Regions from separate parts of the Homo sapiens genome. Here regions 1, 2, 3, 4 and 6 are each linked to region 5. The links are chromatin loops, found by intact Hi-C in ENCODE. Cell type or tissue: mammary epithelial cell. All regions are shown on one strand. Links, peaks and the distances in the headings refer to the core of each region. The heading gives the core; the rest is flanking DNA.

The links. A loop is a pair of places that touch in the nucleus more often than their neighbours do. Peaks named below come from ENCODE experiments on the same cell type or tissue, not always from the same donor. Only the 100,000 strongest peaks of a DNase experiment are listed, where the experiment ranks them.
Region 1: a loop joins it to region 5, with 5 times the contacts of the local background. A loop is called at or near these places in 9 of 110 quality-filtered maps.
Region 2: a loop joins it to region 5, with 4 times the contacts of the local background. A loop is called at or near these places in 3 of 110 quality-filtered maps.
Region 3: a loop joins it to region 5, with 8 times the contacts of the local background. A loop is called at or near these places in 13 of 110 quality-filtered maps.
Region 4: a loop joins it to region 5, with 8 times the contacts of the local background. A loop is called at or near these places in 15 of 110 quality-filtered maps.
Region 6: a loop joins it to region 5, with 7 times the contacts of the local background. A loop is called at or near these places in 20 of 110 quality-filtered maps.

What each region holds. Positions count from the first base shown.
Region 1 is chr2:203,728,847-203,732,846 of GRCh38, reverse strand. CD28 (CD28 molecule) reads right to left here. Exons shown (of 4, transcript NM_006139.4): 3 at 3,075-3,199. Among named protein-coding and RNA genes, the nearest start is that of CD28, 24 kb to the right of the region's middle. In mammary epithelial cell, for the core only: no CTCF peak of the experiment used is centred there; a DNase peak (open chromatin) is centred at 1,726; H3K27ac peaks cover 1,227 bases.
Region 2 is chr2:203,576,280-203,581,907 of GRCh38, reverse strand. No RefSeq gene overlaps it. Among named protein-coding and RNA genes, the nearest start is that of RAPH1, 44 kb to the right of the region's middle. In mammary epithelial cell, for the core only: no CTCF peak of the experiment used is centred there; a DNase peak (open chromatin) is centred at 2,627; H3K27ac peaks cover 1,636 bases.
Region 3 is chr2:203,654,109-203,659,736 of GRCh38, reverse strand. No RefSeq gene overlaps it. Among named protein-coding and RNA genes, the nearest start is that of CD28, 50 kb to the left of the region's middle. In mammary epithelial cell, for the core only: no CTCF peak of the experiment used is centred there; a DNase peak (open chromatin) is centred at 2,956; H3K27ac peaks cover 631 bases.
Region 4 is chr2:203,481,469-203,487,096 of GRCh38, reverse strand. All of the region lies in intron 4 of RAPH1 (Ras association (RalGDS/AF-6) and pleckstrin homology domains 1), which reads left to right. Among named protein-coding and RNA genes, the nearest start is that of RAPH1, 51 kb to the left of the region's middle. In mammary epithelial cell, for the core only: a CTCF peak has its summit at 2,658 (motif pointing left); no DNase peak of the experiment used is centred there.
Region 5 is chr2:203,780,248-203,785,875 of GRCh38, reverse strand. It overlaps the pseudogene RNU6-474P. Among named protein-coding and RNA genes, the nearest start is that of CD28, 76 kb to the right of the region's middle. In mammary epithelial cell, for the core only: a CTCF peak has its summit at 3,384; a DNase peak (open chromatin) is centred at 3,455; H3K27ac peaks cover 1,288 bases.
Region 6 is chr2:203,680,848-203,686,475 of GRCh38, reverse strand. No RefSeq gene overlaps it. Among named protein-coding and RNA genes, the nearest start is that of CD28, 23 kb to the left of the region's middle. RefSeq lists an enhancer at 2,347-2,396. In mammary epithelial cell, for the core only: no CTCF peak of the experiment used is centred there; DNase peaks (open chromatin) are centred at 945, 1,295, 2,375, 3,645 and 1 weaker place; H3K27ac peaks cover 4,000 bases.

The DNA of each region.
Region 1 (4,000 bases), core at 1-4,000, 52 kb after region 5:
ACTTACTTATTATCACCCTAACTCTAAACACAGCAGTGGGATGAAAATGACAGATGCATGGCTGGGAACAAACACCACGCAGAACCTACAGCACCCATGTGCATTGAGTATGTGTGCATATGTGTGCAGGAAGTACCTACCCTATGTGTCTGTGTCATCTCCACCCCTTCAACAGTGAATGTCAGCTAATGATATGTAATTTCTGGACCATTCCTCCTTTGCCCTTCTCCCCATGCCAGCCTTACCCACTTGTTTCCTGGGAACAGCAGCAATACACAGGGCATATGCAAGGTAATCTACTTAAGTACGTGGTCTTCAAGAATCTACTGGATTATTATAAAAAGCAGACACTACCTGTACACACACTATCTACATTCCTCACATTATGATCTGCAGTGGGGAACATAATGTTTTTTAAAAAGATTTCTTTAGGAAAACGGGCAGCTTTACCAGCACAGCTGCATGAATGGAGAATTGAAAGACAGTGACAGGTGCTGGCCTGTGACAGCTTGACCAAAGGGAGCTCTTTATTTACTCAAATGTCAACATCAGGTCAAGAACTGAGATAGAATCTGCAGCTGCTCCCAGAAACCCGCTCAGCCTAGAAACCCACTCAACCCAGAACTGCCTACAGTAGCATATCAGGCCCTCAGGAAGTTCCGGAAAACAGCAACTTACATCAAGGCACGCTGCAGACCAGCCAAAAATAGGATCTCAGAAAATTACCCAGGAAACAGCTAAACTCCAGGGATCCATAATGGCCTAGATGCCCAACTCAGCAAGGTACTTGTTGCTTAAATACCAACAGCAGGAAAAGATGAGCCCAGAGTAAAAATACTATGTTATTCTACGAAATATAGACAAACTTGTATTTATACTCTTTTGGTAAGAGAGTACAAAGACCCAGGTTTGAGATGCAGATAAGTGGTAGTTTTTATTGGGTAACCGAATTGACTACAAGAGGCCACAAATGACAGGACTGCCCAATTCACAGGGGGTCTGTAAGACAAAGTAAAACAAAAATAAAATTTTTTTAAAACAAAGCAAGATGAATCTCACTAGGAATTAGTAGTACTGCCAAGGAAAAACCCAGTGTGTCTATGATGTGTCTGAGTTGAAAGTGAACGGTTTAAATTCATTGAAAGTGAGAAGCTGCTTTTGTCCCTTTGGGTGACTCAAGTCACTCAACAAATTGATGTCTCATTATAGTAACTGACATTCTAATGAATATTTATAATAAGTTTTCAATAATGAGCAGTGTCCTCTGGCCATTGAAGGTTAAAGTAATTCCCAAAACTACTTTCTGCAGAGCTAGTAAATTACTTTGACCTAGGTCAGCATATCACAGGGGAATGCCTTTCCTGGAGGGGTATCCAAAGGGCCACTGCACCTGGCCTTTAAGTTAGAAAGTTGAGATTCCCAATAAGAGGATTGAAAAGCCATATGGTAGGCATAAAAGCCAATGGCCAGAGATTAAGAAGAAACAAGAACTAAGAATTCTAAAAACTCGAAAATTATCAGCAAACACCAGAGGATCAAAGTTAGAAGGTAAGTTGGATGAAGATACCAAGATCTGGAAAGGTGAAAGTAGTCAACTAACATCAGAGGCAGAATTCAGGCAACATTTTACAATACCAAAGCCCCACCTTCAGGGTTGGGCAACTTGCAGAAGGCAAGCCAGGCAAATTCTTAAGATGATACCTAGTATAAAGAATTTCCAGGAACAAGCAACCACTTTGTTTCCTACCCTGCGGCAAGTACAGAGTAAGCAACAGGCAGCCTGACAAATGTCCATCTGAGCCCTAGGGTCTTCTGAACTGCAAGGAGCATGTGGGGAACAACTGAAAGGTAAGCTTTGGCAATAGGCCAAGAAGAGTCTAAAAGAATCTAAGACTGGATAATAGGAAGGCATGGCTGTGGATCCAGGTCTGTACCCGCAGTCACCAAGCTGACAGTAAACAGAATGACTTCATATGATATGGCTTTCAGAAATCACTGACCCATCTATGAATTAGGTACATATACAGATTATGCCTTAAAGATGAGTATCATACTTCAGGCAGACTCATTTAAATCCTTAATTTGACCTCTCTGGAGGTTATCAATTCATCAATCCAATAAGCATTCATTAAGCACCAAATGTACTTAATATCAAATGGAGAATATCAAGAGAAATAGTCTTTTGGAGACTATCAAGAGAAATAGTCTTTTATGTTTGAGAATACATTTCTCATTGAAGAAATGACTCATCCATGCATGTAACTTCTAGAAAAAAATTCAAAGACAACATGGAGTCAATACATTCTGTACCATACTATGTACCTAAGAAGTTTCTGAGTAAGAACAAGGGTCACTCAGGGGTACGTTCTTAACTGTAGGTGCGTTCATCAAAATGTGTTCAAACCCAGGCCAAAAATTCAATGTTGAGGAAGGTAAAGAAAAATACACCACATTTATTACGTAAACATTTGCAAAAGTTAGTACTTCAATTCAGTGGTGAGAGCTCAGAAAATTCTAACTCCCATTATAGTTTCATAATGACAGCACCATACTTGGCCTCACACAATTCAACTGCTTCAGAGGAGAAAAAAAAATATGACTCAGATAAACAGATCTAGTTTCTTTGCTAGGTTTGAATACACAATTTCAGTAGCCAAGTTTCTCATGATTTTTGATCAAGCCAACATTGTCCATTGGCTTCAGTTGCCTAGCTTCCCAAGTTGCCTAGGTGTTTATACATATATACGCATTAAAACTGTTTTATGTGTCATAATTATATTGCAAAATGGGGAGAAGAAAGGCAACTGCTCCTAATCCCTCCACCCTAATTTACCCATTTAGCTTCTTATTTTGCCTCACCACCTACTCAATGCCTTCTGGGAAATCTAACTCATATCAGATTTTTATCTCAGATAGAGTTGAACAAGCTAAAAGAGAACCTACTCAAGCATGGGGAAAAGAAAATCATCATCCTATATTAAACAGAAAATAAACCACATAGGCAAAATTCTTGAATGTGTTCAGATTTCATGTGCAGTGGAAAAGTTACATAAAAGCAGTGCTGCTTCTCTTACCCAGAAAATAATAAAGGCCACTGTTACTAGCAAGCTATAGCAAGCCAGGACTCCACCAACCACCACCAGCACCCAAAAGGGCTTAGAAGGTCCGGGAAATAGGGGACTTGGACAAAGGTGTTTCCCTGAAAAACAAAATAGAGTGGATTAAATGATACAGGAATAGCAATTGAGTGCATTTCCTTCCTTGTGAACATCAGAGAAAAATGTGAAAGAAATAAAAATATTAAACATATCACCAGCTTAGAGTGAATAGATTTCCTCTTTGAGACTTACCCAACCCCACCACTGACCATGATCTGGTCAGTTTTCACGACCACAGTTGAAAGCCATTACGTTAGGATGGTACACTGGTAGACTTGTATTCACTTGACTTTGTGGATTCTACTGTGTGATTCAAAACGGTGACTTCCAATGGCCTTAACCTAACTTTATCCGTTTCTCCCATCAGAAGATAGTTAATCTAGACCCTAAACTGCATCCTTGGAATAAGTTAAATAATATGCATGTTTTCAAGCCTTAAGAAAATCATCAGCCTAATATGGCAGTCAGAACACTGGACTGCTAATCAGAGGATAAATTTCTAGTTCCAACCCTGTCTCATAGATTATATAATGACAAACAAATCACTTTGTATCTTTAGGAATCAAAAGGGGATGAGAAGGAACCTATAGAATTCTATTCAAAATTAGAGAAAATTAGAACTAGAAAGCATACCAAAAATCCTCTAGTCCATTGATTTTCCATCCTAGCTGCACAATAAATTATCCGAGAAAGTTTGAAAATATACTGATGTCCAGCACCCCTTCCTCAACCCATATCAATTACATCAGAATCTCAGGGCTGGAACTAGGCATTGGTATTTCTTTTAAAACCTACTCAGATTTATAATATACAGATAGGATTGAAAATTACTAAGTACAGGA
Region 2 (5,628 bases), core at 911-4,910, 200 kb after region 5:
GAACCAGGGAGTCGGAGGTTGCAGTAAGCCCAGATCGCGCCACTGCACTCCAGCCTGGTGACAGAGCGAGACTCCGTCTCAAAAAAAAGCGAAAGAAAAGAAAAAGAAAAAAGAAAATATTTGCAAGTATTCACAGACCGAAGTCTGAAATGTGGTGAGCCAAAACAAGACATCTGGATGATATGCAAGTTAGTTGACAGTTTTATGAACCACAGGGTAGGGTCAGGTTAAGGACTATGGCATACGCCAGTACATGAATGATTTGAATGAAGCTACATGGATTTGAACTGTTGTTGTTGTTTTCTAGTTTCCCAAGTATCAGGAATCCCTGATGCAACCTTGACTGAGCCTTTACTATTTTAAATTCTGAAATGACTAGCCCAATTAAAATAATTGACAGTATTAAATGTATTGGGAATAGCAAAACAATATTCAATACTTATTTATAATTCAATTCAATTTATAATTTCTGGACCTGTTCCAGAATTGAAAAAGACAGTATACAAAGAGAAAAATTACCCACTTCAATCTCCATGTTGCTACATTATTAAAAGGGAGTGGGTTGGGGGGATGGGGCGGGCAGCATGAAACAGCAATCTTTAAGAGGGTTTTACTTATTCAGGTTTAAAATAAGGTAGGCATTCATTCAGATGCCTTACAGGGGTTAATTCATGATTACTTGAGATCCTGACAGCTAACGATCCAGGAAAAAGGAAGGATCATGGGAACCCCTGGCTTTACCCTTCTGTGTGTTCAGCTAAGAATGAGAAGGCCCTTTGGCATCATGTGCCTTTCTTTGCCCCGAAAAGCTGAGAGTAGACATCAGCTCTGCTGTCAGATTGGCTAATGAATGTGCTGGCATGCGCCAGTGGCAGCTGCACGTGCTTCCAGAAAACTCTCCTCCCCACAAATCAGCCTTTGTATTCCTAATCCTGGGAATCAGGGTGCCATGCATGGAACTACAGCCGCTGCTATATCAGTCTAGGAAATAAACAGCACTAACTCCAGGCCACAGAGCTGTCAATCTGTTTATAATTCCAAAAAGCCCTAAAAATGCTAATATATACCTTTTTAGATGTCTTTTACATAAGGATTGGTTGAAATGTAAAAAATGTACTTTACTCAGATGTTGCTGCTCTATTCTTTTTAAAGTAAAGAAGATAAATTGTAAAGAGCCTTGGCTATTTTTTTTAAATAGAATTTTTAGTTTCTTTTTGTTGTTGTGTTTTTATTTGTTTGTTTGTTTGAGACAGAGTCTCACTCTTTTGCCCAGGCTGGAGTGAACTGGCACGATCTTGGCTCACTGCAACCTCCGCCCCAGGGGTTCAAGTGATTCTCCTGCCTGAGCCTCCCGAGTAGCCGAGATTATAGGCATCCACCACCATGCCTGGCTAATTTTTGTATTTTCAGTAGAGACAGGATTTCGCCATGTTGGCCAGGATGGTCTCAAACTCCTGACCTCAGGTGATCCACCTGCCTCAGCCTCCCAAAATGCTGGGATCACAGGCATGAGCCACCACACCCAGCCTGGGAATTTTTAGTTTCAAACAGAGGGGAAGCATTAAAAAAAAAAGTTTACATAAATGCTAGATTATTTACCATTACAAACAGAATTGCAGGCATATGCAATGAGTAGTTAATACTCTAATGTCTATTATTGGCATGCTTTTATTTTGTTTTGTTAAAACAGTCCATACTTGTCTCTATTCACTATTGAAGGAAATAAAAATATTTCACCCCAGAATATATTTATTTGACATACTTTGTGATGGCTCTTCAGAGGGCCTGCAAAGAGAAGTAGCCCTGGAAAGCTGTCTATTGTCAGGAAAATATGCATCTGGAAGCTATACATTGCTGCAGCCAGGCTTTCTCTGAGACTTTCCCTTGGCTGGATCTAGGAAAGATTAACTGGAAGTCTGACACCTTCAAAGGTCTGAAGGAATCATTTACCTTCTATTCTCTCTGAGGGCTGCTACCCGGCAGGCAAGACTACCTTTGCTAGCCAGGCCTCCTCTTCTCCCTCTCCCATAACCTGTTTTGTCACCATAAACTGTTTTGTCACAATCCAAGCCCCCCCCTTCTTTGTGTAAGCTCAAGATGGCTTATAAGCTTCTGAACCCCACTGAGGGATCAGGGTAATCACTCTGCGGTTCTTGTCTGTGTACACATTAATACATTTATATGCCTTTTCTCCAATTAATCTGCTTTTGTGAGTTGATTTTTCAGCCAACCTTCAGAGGGCAAAGGGGAAGCTTTCCCTTGGCCCCTACACTGCCACTTCATACCCTTATTTATAGAGCACTGTCATAATCATTCTATTAATCATATGATTAGTACAAGTCTTCGACACTGTACATGATATTTTTAGACAATGCTGAACAGTGATTGCAATCTTTTAGTAATTTCATAAATGTAGAGACCTCAGCTTTCTCTCTTGGGCTACATTAAATACATTCACCACATCAAACCAGAGCCACAAATTTCAGTTTGAGTCAGTTGTGTTTGTTTTCTGTTTATTTATAAACCCTGCCTCTTCCCAGAAAGGATTTGAGGCTGTTCTTACAGTTGGTTAGTCACACCAGTCCTTCTGAGACCAACTGTTGGTAGAAACCAGTATTTCTGGTTCCTTACTGCCTGTGGAACCTACGAGTGCTGATTCATAGCAATCAGGGACCTGTGCAGACTGGCTCAGATAACCACCAGTAGAACTGGCCATGCTGGCTTGCTTCATCAGCCAAGAGAAGTGCCAGCCAAGGTCCTGAACTCTACAAAGCCTATGTCTTTCTTATCAGTATAGAATAGGCAATCACTTCCAACTCTATCTCTTACTCTACTAGGAAAAAATATACCCAACTTAAGAAGAATTTCTCAAAGACATCATGTCCTGGGCTCTGACTGTCAAATGTCAACATCGTCAACATAATCACACTGCTGCCAACTCATGGGATACATATGTGTGTTCTGTCATCAGTGTACTTTCTTCTCATACAGACAGCTTTCCAAATCTAGCCTTCCTATTCACATATTTATACTGTTCATTAGGAGCCAGAGATTTTCAAGGGAATACCCTGCTAAATGGCTGGATGGGTGATCAATGTTTTGATAGCCCAGAGACACAATGTTCCTTCTGCGTTATGAACTTGTCACCCCTCATTTAACTCTGGACAGTTCTTATATAAGGGCTTTCAGAGGCAGGGAGAAAGATCTGATTCCACAGAAACTGGGGTTGATGATCCAAGTGGCAATTTTCTCCCTTGAGTAAGAATTAAATCAACACACTAGTTGAAACATGACCAGTCCTGGCAAATTTTGATTTTCTAAAAACACACCATTGCTTGAAACCAACACCAGAGTAGTTTCAAGGTTTTCAAGGAAAACTCTTCCCCTCAAAATGATATTATTTCTTTTCTTCCATCAGAAAGTCTTTCATGAAAGAAAGCAACTCCATGTTCCCAGATCTAGTACAATATCTAGTACATAACTCATAGTGGTATCAATAAATGTTAAAGGAATGGATGAATGAAAGAATTCATGAATAAATGAGTCTCCTCCTCTTTAACTCCCCCCGCCCCTGCTTTTATCTCCAATCTCTTGAACAACGCTTCTTTAACTCTAAATACCTCAAACTGTTAATCCACCAGGTAAAGGCTTTTATAGAAGAGTTGTCAAATTGAAAGAGTGAAAACATCTTCAGGAATAAGATAAAGTCAAACTGTCTCACTGTAATCCCTAACAGTGTTGGAACATTCCACTTTCAGTGTTAATTTCAATAAATAAAAATAATTATCTAATTTTATCTCAATGATGTTTCCATTGTTTATTTTTTTACATATAGTATCCATGTGGAGTGTTTACTCTTACATATATCAGGGATTGTTTATCTAATTATCTGATCTCTATCAGCACTTAAGGTTGTAAAAAAAAAATAGTGTAGCAATATTGTCTATCTACATGTCTTCAATCCAAAGAAGAAAAATAGTCTTAAAATAGAAGACAGTATTTACAATGGTGGTGAACTTCAATAAACAGATTATATATTCTCTCTGTGTATTTATTCCTACCCAAAAGATCTCTCTCTATCCCCACAGGACTGATTTGAGGTCAAAAGGGGGCATGCATGCAAATGGCTTTGAGAGGTACAAAGCAATACAGAAATAAAATATATCGTGGGCATGTCGCTAGTTCCAACTACTAGCAGGCTGAGACAGGAGGACTGCTTGAGTCCAAGAGTTGGAGGCTAGCCTGGGAAACATAGCAAAATCCTGTCACTAAAAAATAATAACTTTTAAAAAAAGAAATAAAATATATTATTGTTGCAATCTTCTTTTGTTTCCATAATCATCAGCTAGTTAATTCTACTGAAGAAGGCAAGAGGAAGGTTTGTCATACAATTTTGTAGCGATAGTCCCATTGTTTCATCTGTAACCACTCAAAAACACCATCAAAGACAAATGCTTGGAGTCCAAAGAGAAGTGACACCAACCCAAATGCCCATCAATGATAGACTGGATAAAGAATGTGGTATATGCCATGGAATACTATGCAGCCATAAAAAGGAATGAGATCATATCCTTTGCAGGGACATGGATGAAGCTGGAAGCCATCATCCTCAGCAAACTGACACAGGAACAGAAAACCAAACACCGCATGTTCTCACTCATAAGTGGGAGTTGAACAATGAGAATACATGGACAGAGAGAGGAGAACAGCACACATCAGGGTCTGTTGAGGGATAGCGGGTGAGGGGTGAGGGGAGGGAACTTAGAGGACAGGTCAATAGATGCAGCAAATCACCATGGCACGTGTATACCTATGTAACAAACTTGCGCGTTCTGCACATGTATCCCTTTTTTTTGTTTCAGAAGAACTAAAGAAAAAAAAGAAAGACAAAAATTTTTTAAAAAAGAGAAGTGTACAAGTCAGGAGGAGAAATTGGCACTCCAAGACAGAAAAATCAATGACTAAAGTAGCTTCATACTAAACCCTTTGAAGTGGAATCTTCTCTGCTATGTTTCCTGATCTACTCCAGACATCCACCACTTCTGGTGCCTAGTGATACCTGGTTGCTATTCCCTTGTATTAAAAAGTGTGAATAGCAAGTGTGAAGACCAGCCACTCCATTATCTCAAAGAAGGGTTTACATTAGCATGTGTGAGAAAGACTCAGGTAACCTCCCCAAATGGCAAGTGTGTGTGTGTGTGTGTGTGTGTGTGTGTGTGTGTGTGTGTGTGTTTGAGACAGAGTTTCACCCTCTCGCCCAGGCAGGAGTGCAATGGCACCATCTCGGCTCACTGCAACCTACGCCTCCCAGGTTCATGTGATTCTCCTGCCTCAGCCTCCTAGGTAGCTGGGATTACAGGCACACACCACCACACCCGGCTAATGTTTTGTATTTTTAGTAGAGACGGGGTTTCACTATGTTGGCCAGACTGGTCTCGAACTCCTGACCGCATGAACCGCCCACCTTGGCCTCCCAAACTGCTGTAATTACAGGCGTGAACCCGGCCGGCAATGTTTTAATGCTTAATCCATTATGGAATAATTTTCTCTTGCTGTTGCATTATTTCCCTGACATTAAAGCACAGAGCAGTTGTCCTAACAGGAAAAACTGTGATCTTTGTGTCATTT
Region 3 (5,628 bases), core at 757-4,756, 130 kb after region 5:
ATAAAGCATAATATATGGATCTACTCTCAGGCTTCTTATCTCTCTGGGCCTCATTTTTGAAGATCCTTTATAGGTAAAAGATCCCCAAGTGTGCCAGTTCTGATTTGAACTCCAGGTTCATATTGTTCACTGCCTGCTAGAGATCTCCGCTGACATACATCTCAAACTCAGTATGTCCAAACTCCACTTAACCTTCCTTTCAAGCCTGTTCCTCTTTTCCAGACACTAGGAAAAAAAATCTAGGAGTCATCTTCAATTATCTTCTCTTTCTCATTTCCCACATTTAGTTACAATGTCCTATATGTTCTTTTTTTTTTTTTTTTTTTTAGACAGAGTTTCGTCCATCACCCAGGCTGGAGTGCAATGGTGCAATATTGGCTCACTGCAACCTCCACCTTCTGGGTTCAGGTGATTCTCCTGCATCAGCCTCCCAAGTAGTTGGGATTACAGGCACTCACCACCACACCTGGCTAATTTTGTATTTTTTTTTAGTAGAGATGGTGTTTCACCATGTTGGCCAGACTGGTCTCAAACTCCTGACCTCAGGTAATCTGCCCGCTTCAGCCTCCCAAAGTTTTTTTTTTTTTTTTTTTTTTTTTTTATGAAGTCTCACTCTGTCGCCCAGGCTGGAGTCAATGGTGCGATCTCAGCTCACTGCAACCTCCGCCTCCTGGGTTCAAGCAATTCTCCTGCCTCAGCCTCCCCAGTAGCTGGGACTCCAGGCGTGAGCCACCATTCCCGGCTAATTTTTATATTTTTAGTAGAGACAGGGTTTCACCACAGTGGCCAGGCTGGTCTTGAACTCCTGACCTCATGATCCGCCCACCTCAGCCTCCCAAAGTGCTGGGATTACAGGCGTGAGCCACCACGCCCAGCTTCTATATGTTCTTTTTACACGTTCTCACTTTCACTATTGCCTTCTGTCTGGATTGTTCCAAAAGTCAAGAGATGGTTCTACATATCCAGTCTCCTTCTTTCCTGACCCCCAATATACCCTATACACTGCTTCCAAAGTAACCCTTGAAAATATGGTTCTTTATGGTGTCACTGCCCTGCAAAATGAAGACCCAATACCTTAAGATGCTATTCAAGCCCCTACAAAATGGCCTGCCTCTGACTGCACCTGCTCATGAATTCTTCACTGCAATAATACTGGATGCTTCAACTACCAGAGTACCACATTGCCACTGTCTATGGGTGTTACTTCTACCCAAAATGTTCTTCTCCAACTCTGGAACCCTCTCCACCCATTAAAACTAAGGAACATTTCAAATTCTGCCTCTTCTGTGAAAACTTCCCTGTTCTCTTAGAAATCTCTCCTTTCTCTATGAGACTTAGAACTCAGTGACATTAAGGTAAAGAAATGTCTTTGCAAACTTGCAAATGTGTGTGGAGAGTCTATGTTGCGTCAAACCTTGTATTCAGGATGTAGAGAATACACAGTCCCTGTTTTTCGGGAACTTCTGCTTCTTGGGGATAGAGAATGCTTAGCATACTAAATTATAACCGTGGCCAGGTGCGGTGGCTCATGCCTATAATCCCAGCACTTTGGGAGGCCGAGGCAGGCGGATCACCTGAGGTCAGGAGTTCGAGACCAGCCTGGGCAACATGGCAAAACCCTGTCTCTACTAAAAATACAAAAATTAGCTGTGCATGGTGGCAGGCACCTGCAATCCCAGCTACTTGGGAGGCTGCGGCAGGAGAATCGCTTGAACCCGGGAGGCGGAGGTTACAGTAAGCCAAGACATGCCATTGCACTCCAGCCTGGGTGACAGAGCAAGACTCTGTCTCAAAAAAAAAAAAAAAAAATTGTAACCATGTGTGCATTCTGTGCTACAGATACAGGGAAGGGGCACTGAACCCAGCCTGGGGTGTCAGGATGACTTTCCAGAGGAGCAACACTGGAATTGAAGAAAGAACAGTTGTCCAGACAGAGATAGGCGTGAAGAACATTTCAGAAGTAAAACATCACATATGGAAAGGCATGAGAAACCATGTTCCATTTCAGGAATTCAGGTAACTCAGTTGCCTGAAGTATAAAGTACATAGGGGGCCAGGCACTGTGGCTCAAGCCTATAATCCCAACACTTTGGGAGGCCGAGACGGGTGCATCACCTGAGGTCTGGAGTTCGAGACCAGCCTGGACAACATGGTGAAACCCCATCTCTACTAAAAATACAAAAAAATTAGCCAGCCATAGTGGCAGGTGCCTGTAATGCCAGCTACTCAGGAGGCTGAGGCAGGAGAATCGCTTGAACCCGGGAGGCAGAGGTTACAGTGAGCCAAGATCGTGCCACTGCACTCCAGCCTGGACAACAGAGGAGAACCCTGTCTCAGTAAAATAAAATAAAAGGCATGGGGGAGGCGGGACAAGAAGCTAGAAAGGCAGGGACGAGTTGCAAAGAGTCTTGAGTGCCTGTATCAGTTATCTGCTGCAGTGGTGCTGCATAAAAATCATCCCAAAACTGCGGCTTCAAATAATAGCCATGCCTGGTGTGGTGGCACCCACCTATAATCCCCGCTACTCCGGAGGCTGAGGCGGGAGGATCACTTGAGACCAGGAGGTCAAGGCTACGGTGAGCCATGATTGCACCACTGCACTCCAGCATGGGTGACAGAGCAAGACCCTATCTCAAAAGGCCATTTATTCTTGCTTATAAATCTGTGGGTCAGCAGAATGGTTCCTCTGGCTTGAACTGGGGTCATGTAGGCATATGCAGTCAGAGTGTGCATTGAGAAACACTCCTGCTGATCTTGGCAGAGCTGTCTCATGTGTTTGGGAGTCAGGGGCTATGAGGGGTTTAGGATGGCCTTGAATCTTCTCCACATGTGCCTCACATTGGCAGTACGTTAGCCCAGGCATGTCATGTCCTCATGACAAGGAAGAAGTGAAAAAGAGAACACACCCAATCATGCAAGAGGGCAAGAGGAAACGCCTGCGCTTTTCAAGCCTCTGCTTGCATCATGTTTGCTAACATTCCAGCGCCAAAGCAAGTCACATCAATGAGCCCAGAGTCAGAATGGGAGGGAACACAAAGGTTCAGGGCAAAGGCTGTGAAAACTGGGAGGGGCCGTTAATGCAATCAATCTACCATAGTGTAGAGGAGTCTGAATTTTTATACTTAGAGGCATGTTGTCATTCCTATTGATTAGAAACTCTTGAGCAACAGGACTGTATTTTATTCATTACTATATCTGCCATAGCAGTTAGCATAATAATATACCCAAAGTACACATTCAATAAATTTTGGTAGAGTATAACTGAATCCCTAGTTTATACAATAATTTATTATATATACTAGCTGCAAGTTTTCTAAACACTTATCAAGTACATTTATATTTTCAATCTATATCATCCTTGGAGTACAGAGTTCTATCTATTTATTACCTGCTGTGTAAAACAGTAATGCCTGTTCACTGCCTAAACACCACCTCCTTTAAGCTTAGCTGGGCTAATTCTAATGTTGAAAGGGAAGGTGAACAAATATGTGGGTTTTTTCCCCAGTCTTTCCGAATTTTGCAAATTTCAAACTGGCCCTCCCTCTTCCATAAAAAAGACTTCAAGCTTCTTGGCCTGTCTTCCAATTGTTTAAACAAAGATTTTTCTCTCTACTGGAGCAATTAAAACGGCCCCCATGATGGCAGAGGAAATGCTTTGGTTTGGTTTGAGGCTTCCCAAACATCATTACAGACTAAGGACACCAAATATGTAGCTGACAGCAAAACAGTTTATAATTATGCACCAAGAAACAACCCACCGAAATCCCCATTCTATGCATAGCCTGTCTCCCTGTGCCCTCATTCCTATCTCCACAATCCCACCCACAGTTCTCATCTAGAAAGGCCCAGGGAAATAGCCTTTCTCTGGTCACTAAGTGGTAAATACATTGGAGTCATCTTTGACTCCTCTTTTTTTTTTTTTTTTTTGAGACAGAGTCTCGCTCTGTCACCCAGGCTGGAATGCAGTGGTGCGATCTTGGCTCACTACAACCTCCACCTCCCAGGTTCAAGCAATTCTCATGCCTCAGCCTCCAGAGAAGCTGGGACTACAGGCACGCACCACCACACCTGGCTAATTTTTGTATTTTTAGTAGAGACGGGGTTTCACCATGTTACCCAGGCTGATCTCAAGCTCCTGACCTCAAGTGATCCACCTGCCTTCGTCTCCCAAAGTGCTGGGATTACAGGCATGAGCCACTGCCTCGGCCTGACTCCTCTCTTTCTTTCGCACTCCACGTTCAGTCCAGCAGCAAAGCATGTCAACTCTGTCTTCAAAATACATCCAGAGTCTGACCACCTCTCATCACTGTCACTGCTATTATCCTGGTGCAGACCACCATGAGCTCTCATTTCAATGATCAAAATAGCCTCCTACCCACTTTCCCACCCACCATGTCTTCCACACGATAGCCAAAAACGTACGCCTGATCATGTCATTCCTCTGCTCAAAATCCTCCAGTAGATTCCTCTTACTCAGAATAAGAGCCAAATTCTCACCTCAGTCTGTAAGGACCCACATGATTTCCCTGCACCCTCATCTTATCACCTTCCAGTGCTTTCTTGGCTCACTTTGATCCAGCCAGGAAGATAATGGTCTTCCTGCTGCTCTTGAATGTGCCCACTGTGCTGCCTCCTCAGGGTCTTTGCCTGTGATGTTCTTCAGCCTGGAGTACAGTTGCCACAGACACCCACATGGCTCACCAGTTCCCTGTTCAAATGTCGCCTTATCAGAAATTTTTCCCCACCTACCAGTTATGAATTAGCACTTGTGGCTCCCTCCCCACTTCATTACTCTCGATTCCCTCCTTATTTGGCATGTTATATATTCATTTGTATATTGTTTGTCATTTGCCCTTCCCACTAAAATTTAAGATCAGCGACAGCAGAAACTGATCTGTCTTGTTCACTGTTTTATCCTCAGAAACTAGAATATAGATTAGGTAGATGGTAGACCTTCAACAAATAATTTGAATAAAGTAGCTATGCCCTACCCACACTGCACGTAAGCATTAGGCACAGGCTTATTCTGAATGAAATTTGTTGTGTTTTATTCATTCCTTCTTTTTGATTCATTTCTCCAAACTACCCAGGATTTACATTTGCCTATGATACTAAGAAACTTGAGGAAAATGAATGCTGTAGTATTTAAAAAGGATCAACTTTAGATATTTGCTTTAAGAAAAAGGGAAATAAAGTTTCCAGCCAAATTCCTAAATTAATGTGCATGATAATAAAATAAACTTGCCTAATCTTCCTGGAATCACTTGGGTAATTCCGAACACGGAGCGATAATACCACAAGCTTCTCTAAATGCAAGGCAGACACTTGCAAACCTGAGCTTTTAATACCAAACAAGTGCCAACTTTTTTTTTTTTTTTTTTTTTTGATATGGAGTCTCATTCTGTCGCCCAGGCTGGAGTGTAGTGGCGCGATCTCAGCTCACTGCGTGCTCCGCCTCCCGGGTTCACGCCATTCTCCTGCCTCAGCCTCCTGAGCAGCTGGGACCACAGGCACCTGCCACCACGCCCGGCTAATTTTTTGCATTTTTAGTAGAGATGGGATTTCACCGCGCTAGCAAGGATGGTCTTGATCTCCTGACCTCGTGATCTACCTGCCTTGGCCTCCCAA
Region 4 (5,628 bases), core at 893-4,892, 300 kb after region 5:
AAGTTCATACAGTATAGGGGCAAATTGAAGTAAAACGTGAAAAGTTCCTCTCTCCCAGCAAGCGCACTTCAAATGGTATCTAGTGGTATCCATGGGTATCACTGTGAATACTGCAAAGATACCAGTGCTCAATGGTATAATGTTTAATATAAGAGTTTAATGTAAGGTTTGGTGAGTAAACCAGGACTATAGCAGGGAAAGGAGTTAAAAAGCCTTATCTAGCTAGCCTGTTCTTTTGCCTCACCTAGGAGTATAGAAAGGTGGTTTAACAAACCCGGAACTTGCTTCCATTTGCTTTTTTCCTAGGTCTAGTCTGTTCTGATTCAAATAAAGTAAACTGAGGCAAGCTTAATATATCCTGAACTCATGTATCAAATTGTCTTTAAGTGCAAATACAGTTTTAAAAATATTTTAGTTTTTCATGCATGGCGTTAAATAGTTCTATGAGATATGTTACGGAAAACTATCCTCTACTCACATACACATCATATTCTGCTTCCAGAGGTAAGCAATTTTTGCTCATTTAGCTGATTCTTAGGGACTTTACCTCTTTATCATTAAGTCTACATACACATTGCCATTTCTTGATTTTCTTTTTAGTGGTATGTATTACCTATTGACTTCTCACTCTACTCCAGAAGATGGAGGGTATAGCTGTCTATATACAGCTTCTTCTCACTTCTCCCTTCCTGTTTTTCCATTCTCCAAATATATTTTGATTGAGCTCATATTCAGTGTTTATATTAAAATGACTATATACTTGAAATTTACTGCTAACCTCCATATACTCTTGTGACTACATCCCCTTTCTGGAATATCATTTTACTTTTACTGGAATGAATATATGTTTAAAAATATTTAATTTTCTATATGGTGATCACTGTTTCAACTTCAGACTTTCTCCCAGTTGATTAAATCTCTCTGGTTCAAGCCAAATTAGCGTTCCATTAATTGCATCTTCTTAAAATTCTATTTATTTCTTTTCTTTCTTTTTTTTTTTTTTGTAGTCTTCAGGATTATCCTTAGGTTTTTTTTCCTAGGCTGGTGAGCTTCTCTGGAGAAGATTCTTCCAGTCTTCTATGCTGGCTGCCAGTGTTTTAGTAGCCCATTTGGGAAAGAAGGGTTGGAACATGAGGATGGTCCCCATTGTTCCAGTCTATGAACTTTCATCAAATCCTTCTAGGTCAGGGTTTCTCAGCTATCAGCACTATTGACATTTGGGCTAGATAGTTTTGTGAGTGGCTGTCCCATGCACTGTAGGATGTTTAGCAGCATCCCTGGCCTGTACACACTAGATGTCAGTAGTACACATTTACCTTCTTCAGTTGTGACAACTAAAAACGTCCGTAGACATTGTTACATGTTGCTTGTAGGACAAAATCCACCCCCAATTGAGAATCACCACTGCTCTAGGTAGAGAGGGTTAACAGTAGGCCTGAGTCCTTTTCTTCGTGGAAAATGACCTTGGGTTTTCCTTCTCCTGGCATTCTTTTCCTGGACACATACTGGATTAAGAATTAAATATAGAATATCTCCAGGTAATATTGTTTATTGTGAAACTGACCCCTGTTGGTGAGTGTATATGGACCAGGAAGACTGTCCATGAATGAATAAATTAGCCTATGAAAAGACATAGACCTTGACTTCGTGGTGTGCAGTGTAACTCTTTTTTTTTTTTTTTTTTTTGAGACAGAGTCTCACTCTGTTGTCCAGGCTGTAATGCAGTGGCGCAATCTCAGCTCACTGCAACCTCCGCCTCCCAGGTTCACATGGTTCTCATGCCTCAGCCTCCCGAGTAGCAGGGATTACAAGCACATGCCACCACGCCTGGCTAATTTTTGTATTTCTTTTTTTTAGTGGAGACAGGGTTTCGCCATGTTGGCCAGGCTGGTCTCGAACTCCTGACCTCAAGTGATCCACCTGCCTCGGCCTCCCAAAGTGCTGGGATTACACTGTGGGAGCCACTGCACCTGGCCAGCAGTGTAACTCTTATAAATGAGCATGAACGTGTTCTTTAAGGGGCCCTGGAACTTAACCTCATTGGCTGTTAAAAGGTACTGCTGGTTCCCATGGAGCATGAAGTTTCCCTAAGCCAGGGTGTTTTCTGCACTTACCATGTGGTCTCTTTCCCTTACAATGAGCTATTTATGGGCCCAAAAAGGGCCTGTGGTGAGCTGTATGGACTCCCTCAGAAGATGGCATGTCTCTTTTTATTTATTCAGAACTGAGTGAATCTGGCTTCAAGCTATGGTCTGTTGGGTCTTGTCAGCGAATGTTAATCTGTACCTGAGACCACTGCTGGTGGGTGAGTGAGTAAAAGAGGGAATCTGAGAATTAGCTGCTTTCTTAAATGTGTTTTCAACCATTCTTCCTGCTTTTAGTCGCACCATCACCTGTCTACTCTTGCTTCTGAGGACTTCTGAGGTTACACGATATAAATTGAGTGCTCCTCTGCTTTTCTCCAGTGCTGGCCCAGCATTCAGCTTCTCTTGGATTTGCTAAATTGGTTACCACTCAGCCATATGCTTTTTTTCCACATCTTCCCACCCCCATTTTAATCCCTGTAAAACAATGCTTCACAACTTGGGCTACTTTGTCCTGCTGGGTATATGCAACATTTTTGGTTGTCCATCAAGGGCGTGTGCTACTACTGGCATCTAGTGGGTAGAGGCCAGAGGTGCTGCTAAACATCCTACAGTGCACAGGACAGCCCACATGAAGGATAATTATCTGGCCCAAAATAGAGCCAAGGTTGAGAAACCACATTTTAAATCGTGTGGCACCTGTTAGTCACGATCAGCAAGGTGGCAGTTATAGTACGTTGTATGAAGTCCTTCTGTTGAAAGTTTCTAATAAAGATCAAGAAAGTACCAGCATCAAATCTTCTTAGATTTAAGGAAATATAGGTATCTTTGGCCAGTCCCTCTCTCCTGAACTCCAGGTGCATATATTCCATCTCTAATCAATATCTCTATTTGGATGTCTAATTGTGTATTATATTTCTCCAGAGAGATAGAACCAATAGGATATGAGTGGGGATTTATTATGGAAATTAGCCCACACCATTATGAAGGCTGAGAAGTCATGTGACAGGCTGTCTGCAAGCTGGAGACCCTAGGATGGTGGTAGTGTGACTTAGTCCAAGTCAAAAAGCCTCGGAACCAGGAAAGCCCATGGTATAATTATCAGTCCTAGGCTGAAGGCCTGGGTACCCAAGGGAGGCTGCTGGTATAAGGCCTGCAGTACAAAGACTGGAGAGCCTGGAGTTCTGATATCCAAGAGTAGGAGCAGAGTGTCCCACCTCTAGGAAGGATAGGGAGGAAATCACCTTTTCTCTGCCTTTTTTGTTCTATCTGGGGCCCTCAGTCAATTGGATAGTGCCTACCCACAATGAGGATGGATCTTCCCCACTCAGTCCTGGTTCACACACCATCTCCTCTGGAAACACTCTCACAGACATACCCAGATGCTTTACCAGTTCTCTAGGTATTCCTTAATCCAATGAAGTTGATACCTAAAATTAACCATCATAAATAGATTGCTCAAATTTAACTGGTCTAAACCTAAAGTCCTGCTCTTTCTCTTCAAACTTATTTCTCCCACTGTCTTCTCTATCTCAAATAATGGATATTCCATCCGTCTAGTTCATCAAGCAAACTCCTTGGAGTCTTTATCTACTTATTTTCTTTCTACCTCCCTTTCAATCCAGCAGCAAATTCTGTTGGCCTTATCTTCAGAATATGTCTAGAATGTGATCACTTCTCACCGCCTTCACTGCCACCAAGCCAATATCATCTTGATTTAGATTTTTGAATAGGCTTCCTTCTGGTCTTTCTGCATTCACCTTTCTCCCTTAACAGTCTATCATCCACACTGCAGCCAGAGTGATCCTTTTGAAAGATAAGTCAGATCATCTCTTTTCAAACCTAAAGGCTTTGCATCTCATGGTATAGCCCAAACCCCTATAATGCCTATAAAGCCTTGCCTGATCTGCTTTCCCATTACCACCTATTTTTCTTCCTTCTGTCCCTTACCCCACTAGCCATACTGTCCCATACTTGTTCTCAGCCAGTAGCCAGAGCCTGCCTCTTAGCCTTTGCACTTATTCAACCCTGCCCAGACGCCTTTCCCCAGTCTTCTGTGTAACATTCTCCTAGCTACCTTCTGGAATTTGCTCAAATGTCACTTTCTTATTGAGGCGTTCTTTGATTATGCTATTTAAAAATGGAGCTCCCCTTACTCTGCCATATTATTACCTTTTTTTTGTTTTGTTTTGTTTTGTTTTGTTTTTTTTGAGACAGATTCTCGTTCTGTCACCCAGGCTGGAGTGCAGTGGTGCCATCTTGGCTCACTGTAACCTCTGCTCCCTGGGTTCAGTGGATCCTCCTGCCTCAGTTTCCTGAGTAGCTGGGTCCTCAGGCATACAATATCATGCCCATTTAATTTGGAATTTGGAATTTTATACATGACAGTGTATTTTTAAAATGAAAATACTTTGTAAAGCTATTAGTTTATAGCAAATTCAAAGGATTTTTTTCATCATAATATACACAATCATCAAGTTTTCTTAAGATTCAGCAAAACCTTTTGCTAAATTTAAAGGAATAGGTAAGGTTGGCACAGTGACTCACGCCTGTAATCCCGGCACTTTGGGAGGCCAAGGCAGGCGGATCACCTGAGGTCATGAGTATCAGACCATCCTGGCTAACATGGTGAAACCCCATCTCTACTAAAAATACATAAATTAGCCAGGCATGGTGGCGGGCACCTGTAATCCCAGCTACTTGGGAGGCTGAGGCAGGAGAATCACTTGAACCTGGGCGGCAGAGGTTGCAGTGAGCTGAGATGATGCCACTGTACTCCAGCCTGGGCGACAGCAAGACTCCGTTTCAAAAAGTAAAATAAAATAAAATAAAGGAATAGGTATCAGATGAAAAAAGAGGCTGAAGATTTAGTGAAATCCAGGGGAAAAGCCTAATTCACACAAACATATTTCAAATAAACCCCCCCAATAATCACTGGCACATATGCCTTGACTCTTATTGTTGGTGTTTCTTGGAAATCTGTGTGTGTGTGTGTTTTTTTTTTCTGCAGAAGTAAAAAGCATCTTTAGGTTTAGGTCTGTTTTTGTTTTGGGTTTGTGGAGGGCTGGTGAAGGACCTTTTTTTTAGACAATAATAGAAATATATTCATGTGGCCTGGTGCAGTGGCTCACGCCCGTAATCCTAATACTTTGGGAGGCCGAGGTGGGCGGATCGTTTGAAGTCAGAAGTTCGAGACCAGCCTGGCCAACATGGTGAAACCCCGTCTCTACTAAAAATACAAAAAAAAAAAAAAATTATCCTGGCGTGGTGGCAGACACCTGCAATTCCAGCTACTCGGGAGGCTGAGGCAGGAGAATCACTTGAATCTAGGAGGTGGAGGTTGCAGTGAGCCAAGATCATGCCACTGTACTCCATCCTGGGTGACAGAGCGAGCCTCCATCTCAAAAAAAAAATGTGTATATATATATATATATATATATATATTCATCTATTTAAAATGAATAGGGGCTATAAAACAAAAAGAAATAGTTTTAAAAACATTTACAGATTTACCGGCTATATAATATCCAGTAGAAGGAGAGTA
Region 5 (5,628 bases), core at 987-4,986:
CCCTGCACTCGGAGCAGCCGGCCGGCCCTGCGGGCCTGGGCAATGAAGGGCTTAGCACCCAGGCCAGTGGCTGCGGAGAGTGTACTGGGTCCCCCAGCAGTGCCGGCCCACCGGCACTGCGCTCGATTTCTCACCGGGCCTTAGCTGCCTTCCCGCGGGGCAGGGCTTGGGACCTGCAGCCCGCCATGCCTGAGCCTCCCACCCCCTCCGTGGGCTCCTGTGCGGCCCGAGCCTCCCCGATGAGCGCCACCCCCTGCTCCACGGTGCCCAGTCCCATCGACCAGCCAAGGGCTGAGGAGTGCCGGCGGACGACACCTGGACTGGCAGGCAGCTCCACCTGCAGCCCCGGTGCGGGATCCACTGGGTGAAGCCAGCTGGGCTCCTGAATCTGGTGGGGAAGTGGAGAACCTTTATGTCTAGTTCGGAGATTGTAAATACACCAATCAGCACCCTGTGTCTAGCTCAGGGTCTGTGAATGCACCAATCGACACTCTGTATCTAGCCACTCTGGTGGGGCCTTGGAGAACCTTTATGTCTAGCTCAGGGATTGTAAATACACCAATGGGCACTCTGTATCTAGCTCAAGGTTTGTAAACACACCAATCAGCACCCTGTGTCTAGCTCAGGGTTTGTGAATGCACCAATCAACACTCTGTATCTAGCTACTCTGGTGGGGCCTTGGAGAACCTTTGTGTCTAGCTCAGGGATTGTAAATACACCAGTCAGCACCCTGTCAAAACAGACCACTGGGCTCTACCAATCAGCAGGATGTGGGTAGAGCCAGATAAGAGAATAAAAGCAGGCTGCCCAAGCCAGCAGTGGCAACCCACTCGGGTCTCCTTCCACACTGGGGAAGCTTTGTTCTTTCGCTCTTTGCAATAAATCTTGTTACTGCTCACTCTTTGGGTCCACGCTGCTTTTATGAGCTGTAACACTCACCGTGAAGGTCTGCCGCTTTACTCCTGAAGCCAGCGAGACCAGGAGCCCACCAGGAGGAACAAACAACTCCAGACGCGCTGCCTTAAGAGCTGTAACACTCACTGCGAAGGTCTGCAGATTCACTCCTGAGCCAGCGAGACCACAAACCCACCAGAAGGAAGAAACTCCAAACACATCCAAACACCAGAAGGAACAAACTCCAGACAAGCCACCTTAAGAGCTGTAACACCGCGAGGGTCCGCGGCTTCATTCTTGAAGTCAGTGAGACCAAGAACTCACCAATTCCGGACACACTATCATGACTAGAGATGTGCACCGACGCCAAACCCAAAAAGTTAACTTTTTTTTTTTTTTTTTTTAAGATGGAGTCTCGCTCTGTTGCCCAGGCTGAAGTGCAGTGGCGCGATCTCGGCTCACTGCAAGCTCCTCCTCCCGGGTTCAGGCGATTCTCCTGCCTCAGCCTCTGGAGTAGCAGGGACTTCAGGTGCCCGCCACCACGCCTGGCTAATTTTTTGTATTTTTAGTAGAGACGGGGTTTCACCGTGTTAGCCAGGATGGTCTCGATCTCCTGACCTTGTGATCCGTCCGCCTCAGCCTCCCAAAGTGCTGGGATTACAGGCATGAGCCACCGCGCCCGGCCCCAAAGTTAACCATTCTTTAACCCAAAAAGCTAGGTGGGTTTTTGCTTGTTTGTTTTGTTTCTGTTTTCAAACCAGCACGACCTGTGGTGACCAGTAATGGGAAAAATGGAAGAAGCTCTCTAATCCTGTCCGCAGCTTCCCTGCCCATCACTCGTGCACACCCACATCCCCCTCAGGCCCACAGGGTTACTTTATGATGACCACTGGCATGTTTAGATTTCTCAGATGTAGGAAGAACTTCAAAGCACAAATTCCTTTCATGGGGACACAAGTTTTAAACTATGTTTCATAACTGTGAGCAATAGAAAAAATGGGGCCATCTAGGGATACACACTTAACATTCCTGGGACTCTGGACATACCACAATGCTCACATAATTCTGTAACTAGAATGTTATAGTAAGCTTTTTGCTCTAAGCAATTCATGGCAGATAATTTAAATAGACATCAAATCTAATGTGTTGTGAAGAGAAATGCTGCCTGTGGCTTCTTGGTTCTTTATGAGAGTCAGTGTATGCAAGCATCTAGTGTAGTTCCTGGCCCACGTTAGACCTTGAGCCCTTCTTCCAAATGAGCCTCAGCTGCACAGAGGCTGTGAAATGCTTCCAGCTAGTTTCCCTCCCATTGCAAACAGATCTTGGCCTAACACCTGCTCAAAGTCCACTTATGTCACCCCATCTGTGTTTCTCAAAATCGGATCTACAGCCCACCTCCATCTCAAGCACTTGGTGGGGTGAGAGTTAAAAATGCAGATTTCTAGGCCCTTCTCCAGGCCTACAGAATCCAAAGCTCTGGGAAAGGGGCCTAAGGATCCACCTTTTTATCAAGCTCCCAAAGTCATTCACTAAAGCTTGAGAATCCCTGATATAGAGCTTCACAGTTCTATCCCTCTATTAACTTAAACCCTGGAAAAAGAATTTCTGCACAATGTCAACAGAGCCTGTTACAAAAATGACTTCATTGTTACTTAAAGTTATGCTCTCTGTCTTTATGGATGTCTAATTCAAGAGCCATCTGAGGGCTCATTTCAGTATCTTTTATACTGAAGTTAAGATTCTGTTCACTCCATAAATCTCTGTATTTTATACAAGAACCCATACCATTCATTGGTCATTTCATTTATTTGCATGGAGAAAAAAAAATTATCTGCTGATGGATTTATTTGCTTCCTGTTGTCAGAAAATGAAAAATATATAACTGTGTTTCTCTTACAGCTTTAGCTACTGGAAATCGTGTAGCAATTTTCTTACCTAAGTGTGGCAGTCTGTTCAATTCTGTGCTCCATATATATTTACTGTTTCTTCTCCTTTGGGGTGAACTCTGTTTTGTTTCACATTTAAATGGCATAGGCAGTGACTTCTGAACCACTTTAGACAGGGTATAAATTTTTACAAACTAGAGAGCATTTTCTTGCAGTGTTGTATTCTTGGCATGCAGCAATTCCTGAATAGCCACTTGAGTCCAGATAAGAACTTGCTTGTTGTAGGATGCAGGACTAGTAGTACTGTGTTCTGTGCAATGGGTCTCTTCATAGGTTTGGATACTTGGGTCCGATTATATTTGTTTTGCTCATCTGCTTTTACAAATGCAAGCCAGAGACAGGGAATTATGATGCGCTTCCAATGCTTTCAGAATCCACTCGCCCTTTGTAGACCATGAATTTCTGAAGCAACATAGAGTCTCCATGGCTACCTGACAAAATTACTAAGGCTGCCAGCGCCTGCTTCTATGTGACTGAGTGTGAACTAAACAAATTACTACAGCCAACACAAGTAGAGGATTTGCATCTCTGACTCCTGTAGGGGGAGATGTTGAGCATCCAGCTGAAGCCCAGCAATATTCCTGGCAGTGGCTGTATCAAGATTTGCTTTGGTGGTAGCCAAACCCTCATGCATAGGACGTAGCCCCATGAGTCATTTTCACCCCCAAACCTCCTACTGTTTATTAATCACTTATGGCAACCACATACTCATGGTGAAGTTTTAGTTGGAACAGCAATGAATTTTGCTTAACTTTGCTTCCCTGTATGAGTCCTGCGCTTCCCTCAGCACCCAACACCAAAGCACTAGTTACTTAACTGACTCTTTCAATGTCCCCAGAAGTTTCTTTTTAAATTATTTTATTTATTTTATTTTTACAAAAATTCAGGTGGTAAAAATATGGAATGCTTCAGGAATTTGCGTGTCATCCTTGCACAGAGACCATGCTAATCTTCTCTGTATCATTCCAATGTTAATATATGTGCTTCTGAAGTGAGTACTCAGAAGTTTCTTTATACATACCTATCATGAGACAGCTTCCATTTCAGTCCAACTCAAATACAATGAAGAAATCCTCTTTGAAATATCCCTGCTGAACTGTTATTATCCACACCACCTAATAACAAAATTCCTTAAGGGCAGTATGGCCTAGGGTTTAAGTGCACACACTTTGGGTTCAAAAAGACCAGGATTCAAATCCTGGTCCTGCCTCTTACTATATGTGTGTCATTGGGCAACTTACACAATCTCTCTAAGACCAGTTTCTTCATCTGCAAAGTATGGATATTAGTAGTACTATTTCAAGAGTAGTTATTATAACCAAATGATTTAAGAATTTAGCACATAGTAAGCACTTAATAAAATAGTATTTATTAGTACTCACAGAGTAATCTGCTCTGAGATGAACAGCTCTATTGATAGCAAGTTCTTTCTTATATTAAACAGATAAAACTTTGTCCCATTTGTCTCACTCTTTCTTCCTAGTTCTGCCTTCAGAAGCTATCCAGAATAAGTATATTCCTTATTCCACACAACAGCACTTTGAATATTTGAGGGAGGTATATTTGAGAACAGGTATCATTTTTTTCCAGTTTGACTTTATCTAGTTCCTTCAACTGTGTCCCACATGACTTTGGATCTGTCACCATCTGTGGCAGAGCTAGCTAGATGCTCCCCAATCCCATTTCCTCTTCTTGGGCATACAAGAATACCCTAGCCATTGGGTTGGGGCATGTGACTGGGTTTCGGCCAATAAAGCAAGATTAAACGTATGTGTGCTATTTCTATGCCAGGCCATGTGTCTTATGAGATCTTCCTTGATCTCTTTCACTCATTGACTTGCTTAGTGCAGAGGATCCAGTGGAAAATTCTCAGGACACATAAGAGGCATGGAATCTGTGAGATGGAAGACGCTTGAATCCCTGCGTCAGCACATAGAAGGCTACCTCTCGTGCACCTGTCAGACTGTGGCATGAGTGTTGTATTAAGCCATTAAGACTTGAGAGTTGGGCCAGGTGCAGTGGCCCATACCTGTAATCCCAGCACTTTGAGAAGCTAAGGTGGGAGGACTCCTTGAGTCCAGGCATTTGAGACCAGCCTGGGCAACATAGCAAGACCCCCATCTCTACAGAAAACTTAAAAATTAGCTGGGTGTGGTGGCTCTCTTGTAGTCCCAGCTACTTAGGAGGCTGAGGTGGGAGGATAGGTTGAGCCCAGGAGGTCGAGGCTGCAGTGAGCCATGATCACGACACTGCACTCCAGCCTGGGTGAAAGAGCAAGACCTTGTCTTAAAAAAGAAAAAAAAAGCTTGAGTGTTTATTTATCACTGCAATATATCCTAGCCTGCCATGGCTAATGTATCTTTGTAGTTACCATTCTCTGGACATGCACTAGCCTGTCAATATCACTTTTAAAAGGTGATATCCAGAAATGAACACAATTTTTCAAATGTGACCTGATCCTGATGGAATAAAACTGGAAAACTACTTTCTTCTTTTGTTGTTGTTGTTTTTTTCCTGAGTACCATATTTATTTTTTTTAGTGCTTTCCAAAGTTGCCTTATGCTTAGCAACCACATTACACATACACAGGTGGCACAAGCTACATTTGTAGTTAACTAAAAACACTGCAGTATTTTTCAAGCCAACTGCCATCAAGCTAAGTGTGGCACAGTCAGTGTTCACCAAATATCCCATTTGCTTTCCTGCACTTCCCAGCCTCCCTCACAGTTTGGTTGGGGCCATCCATGTTTATAGTTTCAGGAGCAGAAATAAAGTGTCACTCCTGGGC
Region 6 (5,628 bases), core at 624-4,623, 99 kb after region 5:
GCACTCAACAAAAATTTGGTAAGTGGATTAATCAATAGTGAGTATTCCCTCTTATAATAGGGGAATATTTTCTATAATATACAATGTACACTCTTGGCTCCTACATGAGAGCAGTCGTGGAAGGTAGTGAGCTGGGTGAAATATCGAATATTCAAAAGCATCTCTCTATTTTATGGACCAGAAGTGATATCTCATTTGGCCTAGTTTGTCTGTCACCTGTTGATCCAGCTGCCACAATTCACCCTACTTGTTGTGCCAGAATCTAACAACTGGGGTGGATAATTCTTATTCCAGGAAAGATGGTGATATGAAGCACAGAGCTGTTTAATCTCTGGAACCATGGAGTTTGGCACCTCAATGATGTTCCAATCCTGGCTGGCTAAGCACTCCTTCGGGCAAACTCTCTCATGTCAGTGTCATGGTACAAGTCAACTTTTGGGTGGTAGTCACCTTCCTGCAATTCACTTCCTTTGCAAGCCATTCATTCATCCAACAAGTGATTAATGAGAATTTTACTCAGTGATAGGCCCATTAGTATGGGCTGGGAAGACAAAGACAAAGCATTACCCTCAAGTGGCTCGTAACAGACAAGGAAACCAATGACAACTTGCACAAGGTGAGGTTCTACTTTCACATTGAGAGAAGCAGAGCACATTATCCTGGCTCATAAAGAACTACCTTTCTAAAATATCTATAAAACTATTTAAATGAACCAACCTGCTAAGCACACCCACAGATATGTTCATGTGTATGTGTAGATGTATGTATATATTCACATTTGCTGTCTCTCACAAGATCCTCAGAGTATCAAAGAGAAAATGAATCTCCCTCCCAGGGGCATATGAACCAGACTTTACCATTCAACGCAATTACTGTTGCTTTAAGAGAATGTCTGGAGCTGCTGCGCTGCCCAGCCCAGTAAGCACAATGGAACATTTTCCTTGAGATTACCTCACTCTTACTGACCCACACAGGAAATAATTATTTTGGTAGTCACCAGTAAACAGTGAAACACACTTACTTGAAAAATAAGCTCTTTTTGACCCTGCAAGACAGTGGCTTCACAAGTATGGCTGAACCTAGTTTCCATCCAAATTCAACAATTTTGTACGTAAATGGTGCCTTATTCTTGGATTGTGGGTTCCCAGATCCAGACCACACTTCAGAGTTCTGCCAAAATGTCACAGCAAACAGTGGTTTCCTTGTATTTCTGGCTAGAGAAGAATGTAGCATCAAAGAACTATCAGATTTCTTTCCCAAGATAGAATATGAAAATTCCACAGATGCCCTAGCAACACATTTAAACACTGTAGTCATGTCTGAGAAAGTGCTGCTGCTCTTTCAGACGTCAATCATTGGGTGTGCCGGAGAAATATGGCAATGTTTAAAGGAGTAAGTATCAGTCTTGGGCAGGATTTTTGAGTTGAAGTGAAAAGTCTAGATCTCCACTCCCTTTTCTGAGGCCTAATATCATAGCCCTTTCTTTCTCTATGTAAGCATAAGTGATGCCATTTCTGGATTGTATCCTTAAAGGGAAGAGGCAGGCCATATGGACTGGCAGATTTACATGATAGAAGGCACCTGGGTTCCAGATCCTTGGGCTGCCATACTAGACCTGGGCTGCTTAGGTCGAGATTTTTAGATGAGACAGGAGAAATCATCTCTATAGTAGTCCCCAAAAGGCTGCACCCTCAGTGGAAACTGCAGAGTGTCCCAAGAACCTATCTCTGAGAGAAGTAAGGCTACCTGTTGAAAACAGGTGACTTGGGGTAATGACACCATGTTCTCAACTAACATTGACTCTATTCTACTGAAATCCAAAGTCACTGAATTAGGATAAAGGCTTGACCTCCTTGACAGAGACCCAAAATAATAGCAGTTTAGGTACACTAGATGGTTTCCCCTGTCTCATCTAACAATCTGGAACTAAGCAGTCCAGGATCAGTATGGCAGCCCAAGGGTCTGGAACCCAGGTGCCTTCTATTGTGTAACTCTGCTGACCTCAGACCTATATGGCCATGGCTGTTCTCAGCTACATGTTGGGAATTCTGTTACTATAGAAAAAAAAAAGGATTGATTTGGGGGATAGCCAGTAGTTTGCTACAGTCATCAATTTTCAGATAACTCCTTTGAATGATGGACGAGACATAGACTCTTTTGTTGCAAAGCTATTGCAGTGTGCCTCCCTCCAAAACTGCTCCATTTATCAGACTAGCTGCACCATCATGACACACTGGTATGCCTAAGCAAGGAAAGGCTGTGAGAGTAGAGCTACTGTGTGTAGTAACCCCTGACCAGTTGAGTAAGCAGGGCTGTCCCTCCCCCTGGGAAACTCCCTTGCTGATGCCTCTGCTGGGTCTAAGAGTGTTACCTTTTTCCTGTAGACCAAAGACTCTGCTTTGATGACCATAAGCCCCAGAGGTTATTCCATGGTGTAAGAATGTCCTTGTCTCACTCTGTCTTCTCTATGGCCCTGATAGGTGAGCAATCTAGTAGTGAGTCAGAGACTCAAAGCTCCCAGGCAGTTTCAGCTTTGGAAAGGAGAGAGGGTTTCTCCAACGCTGAAACCCAAAAGGAGTAAAGTAAAAGAAAGGGGCTACATGGCAACTTGGAACTTTTGTGTGGATTTCTGAGGTCACTCCAAGAAATAGGTTATGTCAACAGGAAGCTTGGGGGTAATTGATCCAGCCCTCTTCTTGGGTCATTTTGGAATGAGACTCACTAACTGCTAAAGCTATAGAGAATTCCTGAGCAGGGACTTCCCAGAGATTTTCCTTCACTACAGAGGAAAGAACGAGGGGCTCCATACTGAATGGATTAGAATCCCACCTTCTGTTTACCAAACTGCAGGATATGCTTAATATCCTGGCATGAATAGGCCATCACTTGGCGGCGGCAGACAGCACCTGTTTATGGTGTCTAGTCTGTTCAAATGAATTCAATGACGCTCTAATATCAAGTAATATAAAAATACCAAAGGTATGGATGTTCAATATCTCAAAGATCAGCTGAGAAATGAATCAGTATAGGGGGCCAAACTGAAACAATTTCTATTGAGAGAGAATGAAACAGAAGTGAGTTTGTTTTTGCGTTATTAGCAGAAATTGTGATATATTACTACCAAATTATGATTAAGTCATAGCAAAAAAAGTATTTGAGTTGAAAAATATTAATTCTCCTTTATGAAAAAACAAAATATCTTCTAAACATAGATCTACAAACTATAGAAACTTTGAGATTTAAGCAATCTCACAAAAGTTGATTTTAGTGATTGTATATAGTACATGTGTGGTGGCTGATATATAATGTTCACACACACACACACACACACACACACTACAGGGTACAGGACAATAAAATCTTAACAATGATTTTAATTACGAAACTCTTCCAAATTCCAATTTAGGTCTCTGGTCAGGGAACATTAGGACATCCTTTTCCTGTTTCTGCCTTGTCCAAAAGCTGGGACAAACTCTTGGAGGGGGTCCAGGATGTCAGGAAGAAATTATTTTAAGTGTTGTTATGTTTGGGAGGGGCAGCAAGGCAACATGAATTGAGCTCTATATCTACATCCACGTATAGCAAAATAAAGCATGCCCCGAAAAGACTCTGCTTTGTTCATTTCTGGCAGTGGGCAAGGGAAATTGCACAAATGTCCTACACAAAACCTTAGTCACTCCTTCCTTCATTCCCTTAGCACGGTATATGTCCCTCCATTAGCACTTACCTCATTCATTACACTGTAATTATTTGCTCACAGGCCTGTCTCCAGCATTGGCCTGTGACATGGGAAAGAGTTAAGAATACTAGCCCCGGAGCCAGATTGCCTGGATTTGAATCCTAGCTCTGCCATTAACTAATTTCTGTGACTTTAAGCAAGTCCCTTAACTTTTCCAAGCCTCAGTGTCTCCATCTGTAAAAGTTAGTAATTATCTGTTTAATATGATGCCTGTGAATGTTTTAAGACAAATGAGTGAAAACTACATCCCATTTTAAGGCACATCTTGAATAACTGTTAGCTGTTCTTAGTATCACCATCTAGAGATAAACTGCATCCTTTTCATCTTTGCATCCCCAGCCTTCATAGTGTGGCTAACTCCTGAAAGTCTGTAAGTTGAATGAACTAAAGAATGAGAAAATGTGGTGGAGAAAAGGCAATCCCCTCCAACGCCCTTAATTCACTCCTCTCCAAAGCAGCAGAAAAGCCTGGTAAGTTTTGAAAGAATAGGTATGTGTGGCCCAGCCCCACCCGGCTTCCTCTTGAGCATAAGCTGCCTTCATGGGGCCCTTGCCAGACTCTACCCTTCCAGCTTTGCCCTGGTGAGTAATAGGCCTACCCCTTTCTTCCCCATCTTCCCCTGGGGGACCAATTGCCCACAAAAAGCAAACACTCAAGGCTGGGTACAGTGGCTCACATCTGTAATCCCAGCACTTTGGGAGGCTGAGGCAGGCAGATCACTTGAGGCCAGGAATTTGAAACCAGCCTGGCCAACATGGCAAAACCCCACCTCTACTAAAAATACAAAAACTAGCTGGGCACAGTGATAGACGCCTGTAATCCCAGCTACTTGGGAGGCTGAGGCAGGAGAATTGCTTGAACTCAGGAGATACAGGTTGCAGTGAGCCAAGATTGCACCACTGCACTCCAGCCTCGGCAACAGAGCAAGACTCCATCTCAAGAAAAAAAAAAGTAAACACTCTCTACTTTCCTCCAGGAATAGACTCTCCCTGACATGGTTTGGTGCCATCTGAGACTGGGTAGGAAAGACTGATGAATTCTGGGCTCGGCTAGTAGATTTATAGGTCCTTACACTAAGCCATTCCTCCAACCTAACTTGACCAATCACTAACATGGTATTTTGGCTTTCATCTGCCAGTCATTTGGATCATTCCCCAGTATGTTCTGTTTCTTGGGCCCTCTCCAAAACTCTAACAGTGGCTTAATAACAAGAAGTATTTTTTAAGATTTTTAATTTTTCAGAATTTTAATACAGGGCTGCTCCTGGGAGAAACTGAAAGTACCCAGATTTCTGGAGGACTAACAGTCGAAAAAATAGGGTACTGGCATTAGCTGGGTGCAGTGGCTCACGCCTGTAATTCTAGCACTTTGGGAGTCCGAAGCAGGTGGATCAAGGTCAAGAGATCGAGACCATCCTGGCCAACATTGTGAAACCCCATCTCTACTAAAAATACAAAAATTAGCTGGGTGTGGTGGCGTGTGCCTGTAATCCCAGCTACACAGGAGGCTGAGGTAGGAGAATCACTTGAACCCAGGAGGCAGAGGTTGCAGTGAGCCGAGATTGCACCACTGCACTCCAGCCTGGTGACAGAGCGAGACTCCGGCTCAAAAAAAACAAAAACAAAAACAAAAACAAAAACAGGGTGTTGGTTGTTCTCTTTTTGCCTGTCCAGATCTATTTTTAGCTCTTCTCTTCTTTGCTGCCTCTCAGGAGTTGACCACCTTGGACCGCCTCATCTAGGCTTTCTTGCCTTCTGGCTTCCAGCTGGGCTCCACCAATTGCAGGAGATTCAAGGGTGAAAAGAGAGAGAGACCAGAGTATTTGCTCTGTCTACTCTTTCCCTAAGTGGTTGCATTCCTCTACTTATGTCCACAGCTCCTCTTGGATG